Linked DNA regions of Homo sapiens: region 2 is linked to region 1. A link is a loop called in an ENCODE intact Hi-C map of the cell type or tissue named here. Cell type or tissue: endothelial cell of umbilical vein. All regions are shown on one strand. Each heading gives the region's core, and the rest is flanking DNA. Links, peaks and the distances in the headings are about the cores only.

The links. A loop is a pair of places that touch in the nucleus more often than their neighbours do. Peaks named below come from ENCODE experiments on the same cell type or tissue, not always from the same donor. Only the 100,000 strongest peaks of a DNase experiment are listed, where the experiment ranks them.
Region 2: it touches region 1 in a loop (5-fold over the local background); 14 of 110 quality-filtered maps call a loop at or near these places.

Annotation. Positions count from the first base shown.
Region 1 is chr3:19,883,978-19,894,906 of GRCh38, reverse strand. EFHB (EF-hand domain family member B) reads left to right here. Exons shown (of 13, transcript NM_144715.4): 10 at 6,256-6,463; 11 at 10,292-10,504. Among named protein-coding and RNA genes, the nearest start is that of EFHB, 45 kb to the left of the region's middle. RefSeq lists an enhancer at 7,680-7,849. In endothelial cell of umbilical vein, for the core only: no CTCF peak of the experiment used is centred there; a DNase peak (open chromatin) is centred at 5,526; H3K27ac peaks cover 1,237 bases.
Region 2 is chr3:20,018,878-20,029,806 of GRCh38, reverse strand. No RefSeq gene overlaps it. Among named protein-coding and RNA genes, the nearest start is that of PP2D1, 12 kb to the right of the region's middle. RefSeq lists a cis regulatory region at 6,500-6,947. In endothelial cell of umbilical vein, for the core only: no CTCF peak of the experiment used is centred there; a DNase peak (open chromatin) is centred at 5,816; H3K27ac peaks cover 1,031 bases.

The DNA.
Region 1 (10,929 bases), core at 1,271-9,270:
GTTCAAGCGATTCTCCTGCCTCAGCCTCCCAAGTAGCTGGGATTACAGGCACCTGCCACCACACCCTAATTTTCGTATTTTTAGTAGAGACGGGGTTTCACCATGTTGGCCAGGCTGGTCTTGAACTCCTGACCTCAGGTCATCCACCTGCCTCGGCCTCCCAGTGTTGGGATTACAGGTATGAACCACCGCGCCTGGCCTTGATATACCTTTTAATAGTTAACTCAATATGCACAATGTAGCATTCAGTCACCGTAAGGAGCTTTTTTTCTGAGAGGGTAATAAGATGTGGGTCTAGTACAGCTGTAGGTTAATTTTTGATTATTTAAATCTTATATTATTGGATGCCACATTTAATTTAATGGAAAAACAAAACACAAACACAACAGAGCAAATAAACTATGATTTTCTAAATGAATCTTCTTGGCTTATGAAATTAATTCTGCTATTTATTGAGTAATCATAATACATCAAGCATTATTCCAGATAATGTGTAGACATTCCATTTAGGGAATGGAAAATCTAGAGGGAGAGTTACACATTGGGTAGCAGTAGTGTGCTAGAGTTGGCTTGAGAGAGCATACTGTTAAATTTGCAGCAAGCTTACAAGCCAGTTGACATCACAATGGTAGCTAGAAATTACCATGATGAGAGTATGAACACCATGGAAAGCAGCACCTGCTACAAATCAGGGCTTTTTTCCACCACACTGCCAAAAAGTCAGTTGTTGAACATATGTAACACAACACTGAAGTAGAGTGAGGCCCAAGTACTATGATAAACTCAGAGTTGCAATCAGGGATTTTTGCTCCTAGCTATCATAGACTATGTAATTCATGACAGATGTTCTTAGCAATGCAAGTCAGCTGATGATTTTCTCTTTTAATTAATTGTCTAATTAAGGATGTATAGATTTGTGCTCACTTAAACAGCACATTTGTTGTCAATATGTAAACATTGTTAACTTAAAACTAGAATAGTTTCCTAAAATAAATTTTGCTGCTAGGCTATAGGATTCTCAGTTAGGTTCAATAATTGTGTATAGTCCTTGTTTTTGGAGGGGCTGCATAAGGTCAGTAAGTCCAACCTCCTGTCTGTCCATGCCACCAGCTGATGGTATTTGCTCACCTTGTGGAATGACTGCAAATGGGGCTGGGGAAGATACCCAAAGGTGTTCAATGTGGAGGTGCAGTAACTAGGGTCATTCTCTGCTGTTTCCAATAGATTTCTTGGTAAAGTTGAGGTGGATGTCATTCAAATTGTGGTCAGAACTGCCTGGCAGTCAGTTAAAACTAAGGTGTCACCAACAGTTTGAGAGAACTGCACTAAGGCATTTTTCTTTATGATGCAGTCTTCAGGAGTGGGCTGAAAAACAAAATATCATGATGTCTGTCACTCCCCTGAACATCCTGGGTCTAAAGTGTTCTCTCTCCAAGAGCTCGGTTGCTGCGCTCCCCCTATTGCCACAAAATCAGGGTATCCCATTCCAGTAGCTATAACTTCACCTTTTTCCCATTTACCTCCTATTTTCACCTAGAACTTTTGTCTGGAAAGGTCAGGCATAAAAGAGAATAAAACAGATCTCTGGAACTTTTCTAAGAAATCCCTGGTCCCTCTTATATCTGACCTTTCCTAACAAAAGGTCTAGGCGAAAATAGAGAATATGGGCTGGGCATGGTGGCTCATGCCTGTAATCCGAACACTTTGGGAGGCCAATCACCTGAGGTCATGAGTTCGAGACCAGCCTGACCAACATGGCGAAACTCCATCTCTACTAAAAATACAAAAATTAGCCAGGTATGGTGGCACATGCCTGTAATCCTAGCTACTCGGGAAGCTGAGGCAGGAGATTGCTTGAACTTGGGAGGCAGAGGTTGCAGTGAGCTGAGATCACACCACTGCGCTCTAGCCTGGGCAACAAAGCGAGACTCCATCTAAAAAAAAAAAAAGAAAATAGAGAATATGATTGGGAAAAAGGTGAAGTTATAGCTACTGGGATGGAACATACTGATTTTATATTATTTTATTTTATTTTATTTTATTTTATTTTAGAGATGAGATTCTCACTCTGTTGCCCAGGTTGGAGTGCAGTGGCACCATCATAGCTCACTGCAGGCTTGAACTCTGAGCCTCAAGTGATCCTCCTGCCTCAGCCTCCCATGTTGCTGGGATTACAGATGTGAGCTACTGCTCCCAGCTCTCACACTGATTTTTGAGAAGTATACTCAACCAAGTGGTTATTATCCTTATGATCAAGGATTATGTAAACCCAACAAGAAAATCAGGAGGCTGAAATAGAATTAAATTTGAACCTCCTAGAATCCTTTTTATGCCTGGTTGCTACCAAAAGGGCGGACCAACCCTACTGGCCCGGGATTGCTGTTGCATGGTGCTGTTGCACCATGTCCAGGAATGGTCATGGAAGTAACACCAATTTTCAAAATAAGTCTTTATAACCCCTGCCCCTTTTATTCTGATTATTATTCAGGAAGCAGCTGAGATAGAATGAGTCCTTTCTGGGGACAGCTGCATTGAGTGACCAAACAGCTTTACTAAGATGTGGGCACCAGGAGCTGGTGAGAGAAGTAGACAGTTTTTGAGAAGGCCATTCCAATGCACAATAATACCATATGACAATGGACGGTAGGGAGTAAGAAAGCTTCATTGAATACCTTGACTAATAGCTCATTGCTGAATAGCTTTTGTGCTATAGGGTGCACCCCATTGACAGACTGAAAATGTTCCAGAAAGCAAAACGCACAACCCAGATTAACTTAACTTTATGGGCCCTACTGTTGGGACTAGACCCATATGATTGGACTGGAATGGCAATTCCATAACTTGAATAAGTGTCAATATTGGTGTGGCACCACCAATAGCTCTGAGGAGGGAGGGGTCAGAGGTTCACTGTAGTCAGTCTGTCAGGAGCATGAGGGAGATCCCTATGTGTGATGTGTCCTCTCTCACCGTAAGACAAATGAGTCAACTTCTGGCAGTCACAAGTTTGGCATGTAGTGGTGGCTTCTGCATTAGAAACATGGAGTTCTTTACCTTGTGCTCTGTGTGTAATGGGGGTGTGTTGCCATGTATGTACAGGCAGCAATGTTGGCAATCTGGATGGTTCAGGCTTGATCAGCAGCTTGATTCCAATCATTCCCATGCTTATGGTGAGTATCTACATGAACTACCCAGATAGTTCAATCAGTAGCCATAATTTTTGTCCTATAGTTTGCAGTCCCTTAAAGGGGTGTCTTTAATCTGCTATTTTATTGTTTTCCAAGTGGCCAACCAAATAGGTAGGCCACAGTCAACAGCCCAAGAGTCAGTAAAAATATAACAGGTTTATCAAGGGGAGTATTTGCCAGAGCCATGAGAATGGCCTTTAGTTTAGCTCAGTGAAGACCACCAGGTTTCAGCTCAGCCAGACTATAAGTGAAACAGGCCCAGGCATTTAGAGGAGGTTCTGTGAATTGAGGGTCCTCTTGAGCCAGTGGCTTTGCTTCAGGTGACAGAGTGGTGAATAATTTTTTTTTTCTAAAGGATCACTTCTCAGCTGAGTGTGGTGGCTCACACCTACAATTCTAGCATTTTGGGAGGCTGAGGCAGGAGGATAGTTTGAGGCTGGGAGTTTGAAACCAGCCTGGGTAACATAGTGAGACTCCATCTCTACAAGTAAACACAAATAGTTAGCCAGGAGTGGTAGTGCCAGCTACTCAGTAGGCTGAGGCAGGAGGATCACCTGAGCCCAGGAGTTTGAGGCTGCAGTGAACTATGATTGTGCCACTGCATTCCAGCCTGCACAACTGATTGATAGCCTGTCTCAGCAGCAGCAGCAATAACAACAACAAAAATATTGCTACTCTTTTACACGTAAAGCTGAGATGTTACTGGGGTTGGGCTGGCTGCATTCTTGAATATGCCATTTCCATTTGACATATGAGGCTTGTTTGCTCCTTTTTCATTTTGTTAGTCATTTAGTCCAAGTTGGCCGGCCTCAAAATGATTATTGGCTGGAGAGTCAGAAGGCCTCCATGGGTCCAGTGTTCAGTTTCCAGAAGAGCTCAGTGACAGGCTAATAGCTGCTTTTCAAAAGAGGTCTACCTGGTAATTATGTTAGGGAGGCAATAAGTCCTAAACTTCACGGTGCACCTCCAAGTGAAGGTTGCCTTTCTTTTCCAGAGGCTCTAATTGGCAAAACCACCAGTTATAGACTTGTAACTCAAAGGAGTCATTAGGGTTATGGGGTCCCAAAGGTAATAACAATTGTCTATACATGGCTCTTCTTGATCAGGATAATCCCCTCTGTCACATATGAACATTCACTCTACAGACATGGAAAGCATCAATACCAATTAAATATTCAGGCTTGGAAGCCGTAGCAATAATACATGGTTATCTTTAATTCTTCTCTGCAAACTGTGCCCAAACCCCATTAACTGAATTCGGACATCCTTCCCTACCATCCTCTCCCAGGACTGACTATGATGATGACTTTGGGAACTGTATCCAAACCATAAAAATGTGAGAATCTCACCCCACTGAACAGATGCATCCCTCTTGAAGACCTGGAGCCCTTGGTCCTACTTCTAATCATCTTTCTCCCTAAAGCGGATGAGATCAGGGCTTGGGGGAGGGAGGGATTAAGGGTGCAGAGGGAGAGAATGGCTTTGCACTAGTAAGTAAGAAATATTTACTTTGATTTTGAGTGGCATGGTGGTGGCATGGTAGCTCCATGAAACAAACCACCAGTGTTTTCAGTGCACACAAAGCCCTGCATATTAGGCGGTAATTTATCGTTGACAGCATCTGTTTCAGTTTTGGGGCTCTCTTGATTCAACAGCCACATCCCGCATTGCTTTTCAGCTAGGATGAGTGTGGGTTTGCATTTTTGGTTGTAGTAGAGACTTTTGTTTGTTTTTGAGATGGAATTTCACTCTTGTTGCCCAGTCTGGAGTGCAATGGCGCAGTCTCGGCTCACTGCAACCTCGGCCTCCTGGATTCAAGCGATTCTCCTGCCTCAGCCTCCCGAGTAGCTGGGATTACAGGCATGTGCCACCACGCTGGCTAATTTTGTATTTTCAGTAGAGACGGGATTTCTCCGTGTTGGTCAGGCTCCCAAAGTGCTGGGATTACAGGCATGAGCCACCGTGCCTGGCCTGTAGTAGAGACTTTTATAAAGGAGTCTGCTTTAATCCAGGGCATTTGCAGCTGTATTGTCAAGATCATATATTTTAAGTTCTCATTCTGTTTGAATACAAGGGTTAAGTAGGGAAGTTTTCCAGGGCTGTGGGTCTGACTGCAAGAATTTATAATTCATCGAGTCAGTTTCTCGTTCTCCAGGGGATTGCCTCCATCAGCATTGTAAATCCAGTCCTGGGCAGTAAGAGCTTAAATACTACGCAGTGACTCATTTATGATTCCTCTTGGGAGTTATTTCCTCTCAGGGAAGTCTCTCTGAGGGGGCCAAAGCTCCCTTATAGCAGGAAGAATTCACTGCAGAAACAAACAAGAAAACTGGGACCTTTGCCATCATCTCTGAATGGATTTAAGGTTGGCTTGATAGACTGCAGGAGGGACTGAGTGCTAAGATGTCCCAGCTGTTGACATTCTTCCTTAACGAACATTGTGTGCTCTGCCCCTTCATCTCCCAAGTGAATCAGCCAGTTTCTGCTGAGAGCCCTTATACATTTCCCTCTGTTCATACTCAGTGTAGGTACTTCTGTCTTTAACTGCTGTCTGAAAGGAGGTGAGACTTTTTCCCTCCACCCTCCTCCCCCTACTTACCAGGATGAATCTTAGTGTTACTTGTTTCAATGGGGCTGACCATCAGATTGGTAGCATTTCCCTCTTGCCCATAGGAGTGTTATGAAAACCAGACCACTGTCTTTGAACCCACCTCCGTGAACTTGTCCTGCAACTATCTCCCCAATTTCTCCTTAATAACAGGCAATGAAATGAAGGGCCATTTATTGCCAGGTTAAAACACAGAAGGTATTAAAAACTTTGTAAGGATAAAAATTGTAGAGAGCTGTCAAAAGTACACACCTATTGGTCATATGAAATGTCAAGCCCATATCATGGTAATAATGCTCTACCACGGTCTAACCAGCGTATTTGACTCCTCTTCTGTGAAAATTGAGACAAATTTGAATTTATGTGATGAAGCTATTTCTTTTTTCTTAAACTAAATAATGTTGCCTACTCTGCTCTTGAAGACAACTCCCATTTTATGTTCTTTTGCTTCCTGTATAACAGAAGGGAGATGGGATGATAGATAAAGACGAGCTGCAGGAAGCTTGTGACCAGGCCAACTTGAGTTTAGATGACAAGCTCCTGGACCAGCTATTTGACTACTGTGATGTGGATAATGATGGCTTCATTAACTATCTGGAATTCGCAAATTTTCTTAACTGGAAAGACAAAATGCTTCTTAAAGAGTATGAAGAGAGGGTCATTATTAAAGGTATTTAATTTTTGAAGGTTTGATGAATTATTATTTTTTTAAATTTTAAAATTTATTATTATTATTTTTAATACAGACGAGGTCTCACTATGTTGCCCAGGCTGGTCCTACTTGCCCTTGAACTCCTGGGTTCAAGGGATTCTCTTGCTTTGGCCTCCCAAAGTGCTGGGATTATTGGTGTGAGCCAGCATGCTTAGCCATTTGCTGAATTCTTAAATGGACTTCTGTATTTTAATTTTTCTAAGAGCTCAGCTATATTCAACTTTAATATTATATGAAAAATAAAAATATACATTTATACATGGTTTTTATTTGCTTGTTTATGCATGGAATATCTGTAGTAGTGTAGGAAAGAATCAATAATATTTATTATTTCCAGGAAGAGGCAGTTGGATGGCTGAGGGACAGGGTGGCAATGAGATTCACTTTTTAATCTATATTTTTGTATCTTTTGAGTTTGGAACCATGTATTATTTATTCAAAAAAATTAAAAGCACAAAACTTACACTGAAGCTCAAAATATAAAAGACAGTTTCTCAGAAACCTGTTTAAAAACGATTATCTGAGTAGTTAATTCCCTTTCCCAGGAAACACACAATTTGACATAAAATTAGATTTTAAAAATTTTGTATAAAAAGGAAAAACAGCATAATCTTTACTTTTGATTCAAATGTTATAATGTTTACATCAAGCTTGTCCAACCCTTGGTTCAAGACAGCTTTGAATGCTGCCCAACACAAATTTGTAAACTTTCTTAAAACGCTATGAGATTTTTTTGCGACATTTTGTTTTTAAGCTCATCAGCTGTCCTTAGTGTTAGTGTACTTTATGTGTGGCCCAAGATAAGTCTTCTTCCAGTGAGGTCCAGGGAAGCCAAATGGTTGGATACCTCTGGCCTACATTTTATCTTTCTGTATCATTACATATATAGATATACATATATACATATGTGTATATGTATATATTTTAAGCATGTCTAAAATAACACTGAACATACTATATAAGGCTTTTTAAAATTTAACTTTCGCATTTCTCTTCTTCCTTTTTTTTTTTTTTTTTTTGATAGGGTCTTGCTCTGTTGCCCAGGCTGGAGTGCAGTGGTGTGATCTTGGCTCACTGCAATCTCTACCTGCCGGGTTCAAGTGATTCTCGTGCCTCAGCCTCCAGAGTAGCTGGGATTATGGCAGGTGTGTGCCACCATGCCTGGCTAATTTTTTGTATTTTTAGCAGAGACAGGGTTTCACCATGTTGCCCAGGCTGGTCTCGAACTCCTGGCCTCAAGTGATCCTCCTGTCTTGGCCTCCCAAAGTGCTAGGATGACCGACAAGAGCCAACATGCCCAGCCAGCTTTCATATTTCTAAGGAATGAAGAAATGCTTTTTTGGTTTCTATGAACTACATTTCAGTTCCCTCATGCTGATATATTATGATTTACTAAACCATTTCTTCACTCTATGAAATTTAGGCTGTTTCTAGATATTTTAAAAGTAATATGCACAATGCTATAATGATCATATCTCAAAAAGCTTTTTATTTCTCATTTCTTATGAATGTTATTATTGTCTCAGAAGTAACTCTATTTTCATTTTGCTTTTCTAAATGATTTTACTGATTTGCAATTTTATCAGCTAAGTCTGTGAGGTTTTACTCCAATCTCACTACCATTGAGTGTTATTTCAAACAAAAATTCTTACATTGTTGTACTTTAGTTGGTTTATAATAATACCTCATTTGCCTTGCTTTTTTTTTTTTTTTTTTTTTTTTTTTGAGACAGTGTCTCACTCTGTTTGCCCAGGCTGGAGTGCAGTGGTGCAATCATAGCTCATTGCAGCCTTGAACTCCTGGGCTCAAGTGATTCACCTGCCTCAGCCTCTTGAGTGGCTGTGTTGCCCAGGCTGGTTGTGAACTCCTGGCTTGAGGGATCCTCCCTCCTCAGACTCCCAATATGCTGGGATTACAGGCATGAGCCACTGCATCCAGCCTACCTTAATTTTTGTATCTTAATTATTAGAGGTTCAGCTTTTTAAAAAGATATTTACATTTTTATTTTCTCTCGGGATGTCTCTCTTCTAAAAAGTGGAGATACTACTATTTTCACTTTTATTCTTGGGTCATGCCTTTCTGTGAAGTCAAAACCAAATTTTGGTCTCTCTTGATGATGCGAGCCCTTATGGGTTAGCCTTTCTATTCTATCCACTAGGAAAGCATCAGAATCTTCCCTACCTAATGAAGCTTTTTATAGAAAACAGCTCTACTCCAACCCTTTCATAAACAGGGGTGACAGAGCTTCCTTCTTGGCACAACTCATGAAGTAGTGGTAGAAAGCAAAAGCTTATTTCAGACCAGATAATTCTTCAAATTGTTTCTGGTTTTTGGATGCTGATTTCTTCAGCCATTTTAAATGGAGTTTTTAAGGATTTTCATCTTCTATGATTTTAGGGTAGAAACTGTCAAGTTTGTAGTCAGTAGGTCTAGAGGGGGCCCAGGAATGTTCTGCCAAAATTTTTCTGATACCAAATTCTATCTTACTGTTGACTTTTGGAGAAAAGTGGGTAAGTAATCTTCCAATTTTTTGAGAAATTCTTTTTCAAACTTTGTCCAGATTTCTACTTTTGGTGAGGTGGAGGGTTAGAGGATCTGGAACAGTGGGCCTGAGAATTTTCAGAGCAGCAATTGGCAGGAACTGAGTGTGGGGAGAGGTGGGGTTGCGGGGAGGAATGCGTTCTTCAGAGACGTAAGTCTTTTCTAGTTTGCCACGGTATCCACCCTTCTCTAATACCAGCAGGTCACTTGCCTTTGCAACCCTTACTTGGGCTCCCCCAGAACCTTTAGAATTTTTCTAAAGATGGGAACACCACAGCGCTCTCTAGTGGTATATATGTAGTAACCAGATCTGAAAAAGATTGCAGGAATTTATTCCTAAATTTCAGAATTGGCTCAGCAAAGCAATCTGCAAAAGAGGACAGTCTTACAACTTCAGTTCTATCTCAGGGTTTTCTTTTGTACACTGACTTGTCAGGAGTTAGTTGTAGAAACAGTTCTTGAGCTCACAGTGAGTTCTTATCATCTCTCTTGATGTTGTAGTGCATGCTCCCCCCAGTCAAGTAGATGTGGAATTTTCCACTACAAGCATGTCTTGTCTTATTTCTCCCTAGTGCATAGTGCTAGGAAAAACTCTGTAGTTCAAGTTAAATATTAAAATACGCTTTTTTTTTTTTTTTGAGACGAAGTCTCACTGTTTTCCTCCAGGCTGGAGTGCAATGGCGCGATCTCGGCTCACTGCAACCATTGCCTCCCTGATTCAAGTGATTCTCCTGTCTCAGCCTCCTGAGTAGCTGGGGTTACAGGCGCCTGCCACCATGCCTGACTAACTTTTATATTTTTAATAGAGACGGGGTTTCATCATGTTGGCCAGGCTGGTCTCGAACTCCTGACCTCAGGTGATCTGTCCACCTCAGCCTCCCAAAGTGCTGGGATTACAGGCGTGAGCCACCGTGCCTGGCCGCTCTATTTTTTTTTTTTTTTTTTAAGAAAAGAAATGAATGGATTCTGTGTTTACATTTGGTCTCTCATATTTCAAAGCTTTATTCTAGAATAAAGTGAGTGGAGTAGCAGAAGAAAACATTAGGCCATGTTCAGATTTCCTGGCATATGACATTGGCCTGAACTTACTCTTCCACAGTTGGGTGTTGGGTCAGTGGAGGGGTCATGCCAGCTGTTTCCATTAGCAAGAAGAGACTAGATGGGAAAACTTATCCTGTTACAGAGCAGCAAGCACTAAGTAGTAATGTATTCCTGCATTTTTTCTTTCATTTATTTTCCTTAAAGGTAGAAAACCAGATTGTGTAAACCCTACTGAGGCTAATGTTGAAGAACCTGAACAAACTCTCCTCATAAAGCCAGAAGATATTGTCTTAAAAGAAGCAGGAAGCACAGAAAAGACTCTCCGGACACTTCTGAGACCAAGTGATAAAGTTTCCAACTACTATAAGACAACTTCTTCTGAGATCAATGCAATTGTAGGAGCCATTCCTTCTACTTGTATGTCACTTATTTGTCAAGTTTTAAAAGCATCAACAAACTGTCCTCTGTCTGTCCTTGCATTGTCCCCTGCCTTTCTCCGTTAGATTAAGTTTCCCAAAGCTTTGTACCTTGCATTTAATTCATATTCTAACCACCTGGGGAGGAGAGGCCCACATATAAATGTTGATTGAACGGAATTGCCAATGATGACCAAAGTAAAATGATTCTTTATATATTAATGAAATGGAAACCATTATAGATCAGAACATTGAATGTTATACATTGTAGTAATTCAGACTCCACCAAGTATTAATATTAGACGATTTTAAAACCATATGATTCTTAGCTCCATACATATCTGCCTTCAAATATTTAAAGAGCTTTTACATAACATTTCTCTGCATATTCATTCCCCATGTGTTAGTTTGCTGGGGCTGCTGTAT
Region 2 (10,929 bases), core at 955-8,954, 140 kb before region 1:
CAAAGTGCTGGGATTACAGGCCTGAGCCACCCACCGCTCCCAGCCTTAACTCTTTTTTTAAAGCGGGATCACTCTTAAACTCAGGCAAGAGGAATCCTATGCCGGGTCGCATAGTCTAGAGAGCTCCTCATGTCATAAACACTAAAAAAAAAAAAGATGTGTGAAGCCGGGTGTGGAGGCTCACGCCTATAATCCCAGCAATTTAGGAGGCCTAGGCTGGTGGATCACTGGAGTTCAAGAGTTCCAGACCAGCCTGACCAACATGGCAAAACCCTGCCTCTACTAAAAATACAAAAAAAAATAGCCGGGCGTGGTGGCGGGCACCCTGTAATCCAGCTAGTCAAGGGGCTGAAGCAGGAGAATCCCTTGAGCCCGAGAGGCGGAGGTTGCAGTGAGCTGAGATTGTGCCGGGGCGACGGAGCGAGACTCCGTCTCAAAAAAAAAGGTGTGTGAGTTGTGAGATGGGGGTGGTGGTGTTAGTGTCAGTTGGTATGAGTTCTAGACAGGGCGACCTTGTAAACCTAGACATTCACCCTTCTGCCTAACAATCTGCAAGCCCCGGGCAGACGCACTTCCAGCATATTCCCTTGCCCTAGATCCTCAAAACAAAAGGCACCCGCATTGGAATGCTGAGAAGTTTTTTGGTGAAAGAGGCATGGCTTTGGAGTGCAGAAAGAATTTGAGTGGCAGGAGTACTTAGGTAAGAGAAAAGACAAATTAATTAACTTGTCAAATCCTCCTTCTTAGCATGAATGCAAAAGATTCTTGCATAACAAAGTATTGTTTCCCAGAGTGCCAAGCAGCCGATTTTTTTGCTTCTCTTTGTATTCCAATTCATGGTTCTGAAGATCCTCATGAATTAGCGCAGTGTTCACTAACGTGCACAGAGTGGCTGAGAAACATTTCGTAGTATAAATTCATTTTACCCTCACATTTGTATATATAGAGATCTAAATATTACATATGGGAAGCATGACATGGATTCTTTAGCAAATACGTGAACATTGAATGCAAAGACTAAACATTCTTAGAAAACAGCCTTCATGGTGGGGCAGGGTGGCTCATGCCTGTAATCCCAGCACTTTGGGAGGCTGAGGCGGACGAATGACCTGAGGTCGGGAGTTTGAGACCAGCCTGACTAACATGGAGAAACCCTCTCTCTACTAAAAATACAAAAAAAATTAGCCGGGTGTGGTGGCGCATGCCTGTAATCCCAGCTACTTGGGAGGCTGAGGCAGGAGAATCGCTTGAACCCGGGAGGCAGAGGTTGCCGTGAGCCGAAATCGTCCCACTGCACTCCAGCCTGGGCGACAAGAGCGGAACTCCTTCTCAAAAACAAAACAAAAAAAACCTTCATTCAAATTTGTAAAAAGCTAATAATATGTTCAGCTTTATTTAAAGATCTTTGACTAAAAATCTGAGAGTGACTAACCACTTCATTTGCCATTGAGTTTTGATAGATCATTTTGAATATTTTAAAAGAAAGAGAACTTTATGTGAAAAATAATTTTTAGATTTTTTTACATTTACTGTCATTCATATTTTCTGGATAAAAATACATTTAAAATTTGAACAGTTTGGCTGGGCATGGGGGCTCATGCCTGTAATCCCAGCACTTTGGGAGGCCAAGGCGGGCGTATTACTTGAGGTCAGGAGTTCGAGACCAGCCTGACCAACATGGTGAAACTCTGTCTCTAATAAAAATACAAAAATTAGCTGGGCTTGATGGCCTGTGCCTGTAATCCCAACTACTTGGGAGGCTGAGGCAGGAGAATTGCTTGAACCTGGGAGGTGGAGGTTGCAGTGAGCCAAGATCATGCCACTGAACTCAGCCTGGGCGACAGAGTGAGACTCTGTCTCAAAAAAAAAAAAAAAAAATGAACAGTTTAACTACAATTACATTTTAAACCATGCACATGTAATAACATTTTAGCCATGCACATATATTAATTTGAATTAAAAATTAAACAAAAAAGGAGGAAAAGAAGGTTGATAAGAAAAAAATAAGTGCTTAAAACAGTATTTGGCAAACGGTGCATTTTCAGTAAGTATTAGGAGTCGCCTTCTGCCACCCCTGCTTACTCTCTGTTAGTTTTAACCTGACATCAGATTAAACATCATTTCCCTTCCTCCTTCTTTTCCCACTCTCCACCCTCCAAATACAAACATACATATCCTGTTTGGAATTTGGTTGCTTTACGGAAACAAATCTAAAATTTGGAAGATAACAGAGCCAGAAGATTTGACAGGAGACATTAGAGAAACCTAGTTAAGGTCAAATGGAAAAATTAGAAGTTCAGTTGTTTAAAATGAACAACACTTTTTAGCACAATTCTGACATATAGCATTTGCCAGGCACTTCTTGGCCTAGTGAGAAGTAATGGGCACTGAGAAATATGGGTGGGACCAAAGGAAATTTAACTCATGCCAACAATTTGACTTACAGGTTGGGTTGCTAGCCCTCAGCAAAACCAAATGAAAGCTTCAGGAAGTTAGCACTACTAGCCACATCCGTACATCTTAAAACACACACCTGGAATGTTTTAACAGCTGGAATCCAATTTCTGAGGTGATTCATGAGAAAGTCAAATTTGATATAGCGTCCACCAATAATAAAACAACAAGAGTTGGCCAGGCGCGGTGGCTCACATCTGTAATCTCAGCACTTTGAGAGGTTGAGGTGGGTGGATCACCTGAGGTCAGGAGTTCGAGACTGGCCTGGCCAACATGGTGAAACTCCGTCTCTACTAAAAATACACAAATTAGCTGGGCATGTTGGTGGGCATCTGTAATCCCAGCTACTCGGGAGGCTGAGGCGGGAGAATTGCTTGAACCCGGGAGGCGGACATTGCAGTGAGCCGAGATTGCACCACTGCACCACAGCCTAGGCAACAGAGCGAGACTCTGTCTCAAAAAAAAAAAAGAAGAGCTAACGGTTTTGGAGAACCTACTGCATGTTAGGTACTGTGATAACCCCTTTTTGCAAAACACGCTATGTAATCCTACCAGGATAGAAAAAGCTGTTCTCATTTTACAGATGAGGAACCTGAGGCTCAGAGAAGTTAGATTATTTTCACCAGAGTCTATTCTGCACTTAACACTTTGGTTTTCAGCCAATAACAATTGTGGCTACCATCTATTTACTTTTTATTTATTTAATTAATTAATTTTTTGAGACAAAGCTTTGCTTTGTCACTCAGGCTGGAATGCAGTGGCACAATTACAGCTCACTGCAGTCTCGACTTCCCCGGCTCAAGTGATCCTCCCACTTAAGCTGCCCGAGTGGCTTAGACTACAGGCATGCACCACCATGCCCTGCTAATTTTTTTTTTTTTTTTTTTGAGACACAGTCTCACTCTGTTGCCCAGGCTGGAGTGCAGTGGTGTGATCTCAGCTCACTGCTACCTCCACCTCCTGGGTTCAAGCGATTCTCCTGCCTCCGCCCTCGTGTAGCTGGGATTACAGGTGCTCCACTATGCCCGGCTAACTTTTTTGGTACTTTTAGTAGAGACAGGGTTTCACCATGTAGGCCAGGCTGGCCTCGAACTCCTGACCTCAAATGATCCACCCACCTTGGTCTCCCAAAGTTTTTGGATTACAGGTATGAGCCACTGCACCCAGCCCCAGCTAATTTTTTAAAAAAAATTTTGTATAGACAGGGGTCTCACTATGTTGCTCAGGCTGATCTTAAACTTCTGGGCTCAAGCAGTCCTCCCACCTTAGCCTTCCAAAGTGCTGAGATTACAGGCGTGCCCAACTTTTTAAATTTAAATTTTTTTTTTTGTTTTTTCATTCACATGATGAGTATTGCAAAATGGCTAACATTTATTGAGAGCCAACTAAGGGCCTGAACATGGGTTGTAACTAATTTAATCTTCACAACAACCCTGTATTTGGAAGCATTTAGTGGTTTTATTTGCAATAAAGCACCTTCAGCTGCAGCACCTACAATTCTATGTGATAGAAACAAATGTAGTAATAGATGCAGGGTCTCTCCCCCATCTCCTGATTTGAAAGCAGAGGGGAAAATGGGCTCTCTTCTGTCACCCTGCTGAGAATCCTATGCTCTGTGCAGAAGAGGGTATTTTCTATTCCAGAGCAGCACTCTTCAATACATTTTCCTGTGATAAAGGGAATGTTCTCTATTTGCATTATTCAATATGGTAGCTACTGGCCATGTGTGAGTGTGCAAAATGTGGTTGATAAGACTGATAAGCTAAAATTCTAAATAGTTTGAATTTAAATAGCCACCTATTATGGGGCTAATAGCTACCATGTTGGAGAGCACAGTTCTAAGGGAGATGACTGCTTGGTGGCCAAATTCTCAGCAGAGTCCACTCTGGCTTCTCTTACCTCTTCTATTGGCCAGCTTCTGAGGCACGTATCTTCAGACTAAGACCTCACTGCTAAGAACTGAGGATGAGGGAAAAATATGGGAATCTTTCTTACTCCCTCTATTAAAAACTAAATATTTAAGAGCTCAAATGATTACTCTATTTGTTTATTAATTTATTTAATAAATATTTATGAAACTTTTACTATATAGCAGGCATATTTACTACGAATCTATGAATTGGCTCTGGGATTAAAAAGGCAAGCAGGATGGGAATGAAGAGACAGACATTGCTTAAATAATCAAACAAATACACCATTACAAACTTGAATCAGCCGGGTATGGTGGCTCATGCCTGTAATCCCAGCACTTTGGGAGGCTGAGGCAGCAAATCACTTGAGATCGGGAGTTCAGACCAGCCTGACCAACATGAAGAAACCCCGTCTCTACTAAAAATACAAAATTAGCTGGACGTGGTGGCTCATGCCTGTAATCCCAGCTACTCGGGAGGCTGAGGCGGGAGAATCACTTGAACCTGGGAAGTGGAGGTTGTGGTGAGCCAAGATCGAGCCATTGCACTCCAGCCTGGGCAACAAGAGCAAAACTCTGTCTCAAAAAAAAAAAAAAAAAGTCTAGACTCGGTGGCTAACACCTGTAATCCCAGCACTTTGGGAGACCGAGGTGAGTGGATCACCTGAGGTCAGAAGTTCGAGACCAGCCTGACCAACATGGAGAAACCCCGTCTCTACTAAAAATACAAAATTAGCCAGGCGTGGTGGCACGTGCCTGTAATCCCAGCTACTCAGGAGGCTAAGGCAGGAGAATCGCTTAAACCTGGGAGGTGGAGGTTGCAGTGAGCTGAGATCGTGCCATTGCACTCTGGCCTGGGCAACAGAGCAAGACTCCGTCTCACATAAGTAAGTAAGTAAGTAAGTAAGTAAGTAAATAAATAAATAAATAAATAAATAAATAAATAAATAAATAAAATAAAATAAAAAACTTGAATCAATGCAAAGCATAAGGAGTTCTGGAGGCATTTGACAAAGTGTGGAGGATTCCTGTGAAGCATCAGGAAACATTTTTCTGATGATGCTAAAGTTCAGCTTGTGGAAATGAGGTTTTAATTGAGGAATGAGTTAGAATTAACTGAGTGCCAGTGGAGAGAAAAGCCTTTGAGCAGAGAGAATAGCATGTACAGGCCTGAGGTGGGCAGAGTGTGGATTATGTTTGAGGAATGTTAATGAATGGGAAAGTGGGGAGAGATTAGGCTGAAGAGTCAGGCTTTGGCCAGGCCCTACAGAACCTTTCTCATCATATTAGGACTTTTGACCTTTATTCCAGAAACAGTGGAAAGCTACTGAAAGGTTTTAAGCAGAAGAGTGATATGGTTAGAAAATAAACTTAAAAAAAAAAAAAAAAGCAAAACTTGGCTTTTACAAGGGCCTCATTGTTCCCTGTTCCTTCCTTCCTTCCTCCTTCAGCAAGCAGGCAGGTGACTTCCCCCAGACACAGGGCTGCAGCTGGCCCCAGAAGCAGTTCCTCAGAACAGATTAGAAGTGCTTGGTCCTGGGCCCAGGGGATGAATGGAGCTAAGCTATGTTCTCTCCTCTAATACTCTGTGTGTTCTCTCTGTGTGTTTCTGCCATTAAATAAATACTGGGGGTATTTATAAGAACTGTCAGCAAACCACCCACTCCTTCTCTGCCACAGGCCCAGAAGCCCTCAAACAGTAACAGCCTGTACCAGAATCTCCACGATATCCAAAGAGACAGCTCCGAAAGGAATACTAAATATAACTTTCTTCCACACAGGCTGGTGCCTGCTGCCTTGACTTTTACAATCATAGTTGTGGAACATGTAAGAAACTTGAATTCAACGGGCAGTTTTAAGCCAAACAAGGGCTGCCTACTGGAGAGATTGGCTGTGAATATTTTCTAATCTGACCACCTTCCCATTAAGCCATATGTATTTGATTGTCCTGAAGTTGGGAGGATGACAAGCCAAAGAATTTATTCCAGTGGGAGTAAGGCAAGAATGGAAGAGGGAGAACCAGATATTAAGATTTGTGAATGTATTTGAAGTTCAACGCTTTCAAATAATGTGAAAGAAACATCTAAGCAAATGTATCACTGATTGTCCTCTTCTTCCAAAATGAATTGATTTTTACAGCCACTTTGGAAGACAGTTTGGCAGTTTCTGACAAACTGTTTGCAGGTCAACACACCTGGGCTCTGCCATTTATTGCAGCAAAGTTAACTCACTTTCTAGAGCTTTAGGGTCCTTGTCTGTAAAGTAGATTATTAGTGCCTGTGTGCAGGGTTGTTGTATGGTTGAGAGACAATGTGGGTGGAATGCTTAGAAAGAGCCCAGCACATGGTCAGCACTGATAATGTTATTATCTAGTAGTGCATCTGTGTGTCTGTCTTCCCCATGACAGGCACTGAGCTCATCAAGCACAGAGACCTGCTGTTGGCCTTTATGTCTAGTGCCTACCCCTGCAGGTGCTCAATATATAAAATAATTAATTGAAATAACCATCTTAAAATAAAGGAATTCTTCTCTTGCATTGTTATCTTTCCCAAGATAGTGGTCTATCTTCTAATTTCCTACAACATTCACTGTTTATTTGTATGTGTTTCAGATATGAATTAGGGGGAAAAAATTACTAGATGCACTTCCAGAAAGATATTTTCTCAGAATGCCCTGCTTACACACACACACACCACACTTTAATTAATACATTTTACTTTTGAGTAGTTTTAGGTTTACAAAAAAATTGAGCAGAAAGTACAGACACTTCCAATATACACTTCACTGCCTCCCACCACTTCTTTCCCTTATTATTAACATCTTGCATTAGCGTGGTACATTTGTTATAGTTGATGAGCCAATATTGATATATCATTATAAACTAAAGTCCATAGTTGACATTAAAGTTCACTTTTTGTGTTGTACATTCTATAGGTTTTGACAAATGTGTCACAAGTATTCACCATTACATTATCATACAGAATAGTTTTACAGCCCTAAAAATCTCCTGTTCTCCACCTATTCATCCCTTCTTCTCCTGAACCCCTGGAAACCACTGATCATTTTACTGTCTCCATAGTATTGTCTTTTACAGAATGTCATATAATTAGAATTATATAGTATGTAGCTGTTTCCAGTTGGCTTGCTTTCTCTTCCTACCTTTCTTTCTTTCTTTCTTTCTTTCTTTCTTTCTTTCTTTCTTTCTTTCTTTCTTTCTTTCTTTCCTTCCTTCCTTCTCCTTCCTTCCTTCCTTCCTTTTTTTTCAGGGTCTCACTCTATCACCCAGGCTGGAATGCAGTGGCACACTCTTGCTTCACTGCAACCTCCGCCTCCCAGGCTTCAGTGATCCTCCCACCTCAGCCTCCCAAGTAGCTGGGACTATAGGCCCGCACCACCACACCCAGCTAATTTTTGTATTTTTAGTAGAGACAGGGTTTCGTCATGTTGGCCAGACTGGTCTCGAACTCCAGACCTCAGGTGACCCACCTGCCTCAGCCTCCCAAAGTGCTGGGATTACAGGCGTGAGCCACCATGCCTGGCCTCAGTTGGCTTCCTTCACTTACTGATAGTGATATGCATTTAAGATTCATCCTTGTCTTTTGGGGGCTTGACAACTCATTTCTTTTTTATTTTATTTTATTTTTTTTGAGACGGAGTCTTGATCTGTTGCCAGGCTGGAATGCAGTGGCGCGATCTCAGCTCATTGCAACCTCCACCTCCTGGGTTCAAGCAATTCTCCTACCTCTCAGCCTCCCAAGTGGTTGGGATTACAGGCACGCACCACCACGCCCAGCTAATTTTTGTATTTTTAGTAGAGACGGGGTTACACCATGCTAGTCAGGCGGGTCTCAAACTCCTGACCTCAAGTGATCCACCTGCCTCGGCCTCCCAAAGTGCTGGGATTACAGGCCTGAGCCACCGTACCTGCTTATTTTTATTTTTATTTATTTATTTTTTATCACTGAGCAATGTGTATGGATGTACCATAGTTTGTCTGTTTACCTACTGAAGGATGTCTTGGCTGCTTCCAAGTTTGGCAATTATGAATAAAGCTGCTATAAACACTTATGTGTAGGTTTTTGTGTGAACATAAATTTTCAACTCATTTGGATAAATACCAAGAAGTAACATTGCTAGATCATATGGTTACACTATGTATAGTTTTGTAAAAAACTGCCAAACTGTCTTTCAAAGTAGCCATACCATTTTGCATTCACACCAGTAATGAATGAGAGTTCCTGTTGCTCCACATCCTCACTAGCCTTTGCTGTAGCTAGTGTTTTGGATTGGCCATTCTAGTTAGCTGTGTAGTGGTATCTCGTTGTTTTAGTTTGCAATTCTCTAGTGACATACATTATTAACATCATTGCATATACTTATTTGCCATCTGTGTATCTTCTTTAGTGTAGTGTCTATCCAGATTGTATGCCCATTTTAAAATTGAGTTGTGTTTTTTATTGAGTTTTAACAGTTCTTTGCATATTTTGAATACAAGTCCTGTATCAGATGTATGTTTTATAAAATATTTTCTCCTAGTCTGTGGCTTGTCTTTTCATTTTCTTTTTTTTTTTTTTTTTTTTCCTGAGGCAGCGTCTCACTCTGTCGCCCAGGCTGGAGTGCAGTGGTGCAGTCATGGCTCACTGCAGCCTTGACCTCCCAGGCTCAAGCTATCTTCCCAAGATCAGCCTTTTGAGAAGCTGAGACAACAGGTATACATCACCATGCAAGGCTAATTTTTGTAGAGATGGGGGGTCTCACTATGTTCCCCAGACTGGTCTTGAACTTCTGGCCTCAAGCCATCCTCCTGCCTTGGACTCCCAAAATGCTGGGATTACAGATGTGAGCCACCATACCTGGCCTATCGATTTTTCTTCCGTGGATCATGTCAGCATTTTCTTCATCATGGAATTCCTAGTGCTAAAAACAGTGCCTGGCAAATAGTACATCCTCAATAAAGTGTTGTTGCATGAATCTGAAAAATTCAAAATTTACTTATTCACAGACAGAGAATTCTACTACAGGGTGTTTATCTAATAGATACATGTGCAAATTTTGTTGTTGTTGTTGCAGCATTGTTTGTAAAAGACAAATGCTGTTAACAGACTAAATGTCCATCAATAAAGTATTAGATAACTTTTTGTATACTCATATTGCTAAGTAAAAAAGCAAATTACAGAATAGTCTCAGTTGGATGCCATAGCACACACTGGTAGTCCCAGTTACTCAGGAGACTGAGGTGGGAAGATTGCTTGAGCCAAGGAGTTTGAAGCCAGCCTGGGCAACATAGCAAAACCCCATCTCAATTTAAAAAATAAGTTTTTATTTTTTTAAAACAGTTTCTATAGTTTGAGTATATGTGAAATATAAGAAACCTGCTTTCTGACCCATATTGGAATGTTTCATGTCTTCCAGTGAGTCTATCTTTGGGTGATGGATTGAGGAAGGAGGGAAAGAACACTTTCACATCAGAGCCTAACTTATTTGCTTAGTTTTTTTCCACTTTAATAAGAAGCAAGTAAAATTTTATGATTTTTTTCCTTTTAAATTGGTTTATTTATTTATTTATTTTATTTTTTTGAAACGGAGTTTCTCTCTTGTTGCCCAGGCTGGAGTGCAAAGGCACAATCTTGACTCACCGCAACCTCTGCCTCCTGGGCTCAAGAGATTCTCCTGCCTCAGCCTCCCGAGTAGCTGGAATTACAGGCATGTGCCACCATGCCTGGCTAATTTTTTTTTTTTTTTAGTAGAGATGGGGTTTCTCCATGTTGGTCAGGCTGGTCTCAAACTCCCGACCTCAGGTAATCTGCTCAGCTCAGCCTCCCAAAGTGCTGGGATTACAGGCATGAGCCACCGCGCCTGGCCTAAATTGGTTTATTTTTAAGATTAAAATGTGTAGGCCGGGCGCGGTGACCTGTGCCTATAATCCCACCACTTTTGGAGGCCAAGGCACGTGGATCACCTGAGGTCGGGAGTTCCAGATAAGCCTGACCAACATAGTGAAACCATGTCTCTACTAAAAAAAAAAAAAAAAAAAAATTAGCCAGGCATGGTGGTGGGGGCTTGTAATCCCAGCTACTTGGGAGGCTGAGGCAGGAGAATCACTTGAACCCAGGAGACAGAGGTTGCAGTGAGCCAAGATTGGTCCACTGCACTCCAGCCTGGGCAAAGAGAGTGAAACTCCATCTCAATAAAATAAAATGTGTGAAGGAAAAACAAACACACCAACAAAAAATTAGCCTGACATGGTGGCATGTGCCTGTAGTCCCAGCTACTCAGGAGGTTGAAAGTGGGAGGATCACTTGAGCCCAGGAGATCGAGGCTGCAGTGAGCTGTGAGTGTATTACTGCACTCCAGCCTGGGCAATGTGAAGGTTTTTATGTAAAAAAGTGAAAAGGGATACAGATTTATTTGAAAATATATAATTTAAGGGAAATAATACATTCTCATTTAGAAACATATATATGTTATACATATTATATATAATATAATATATGTATATGTATATATACACATATATACATATATACATATATGTATATACACATATATACATATATACATATATG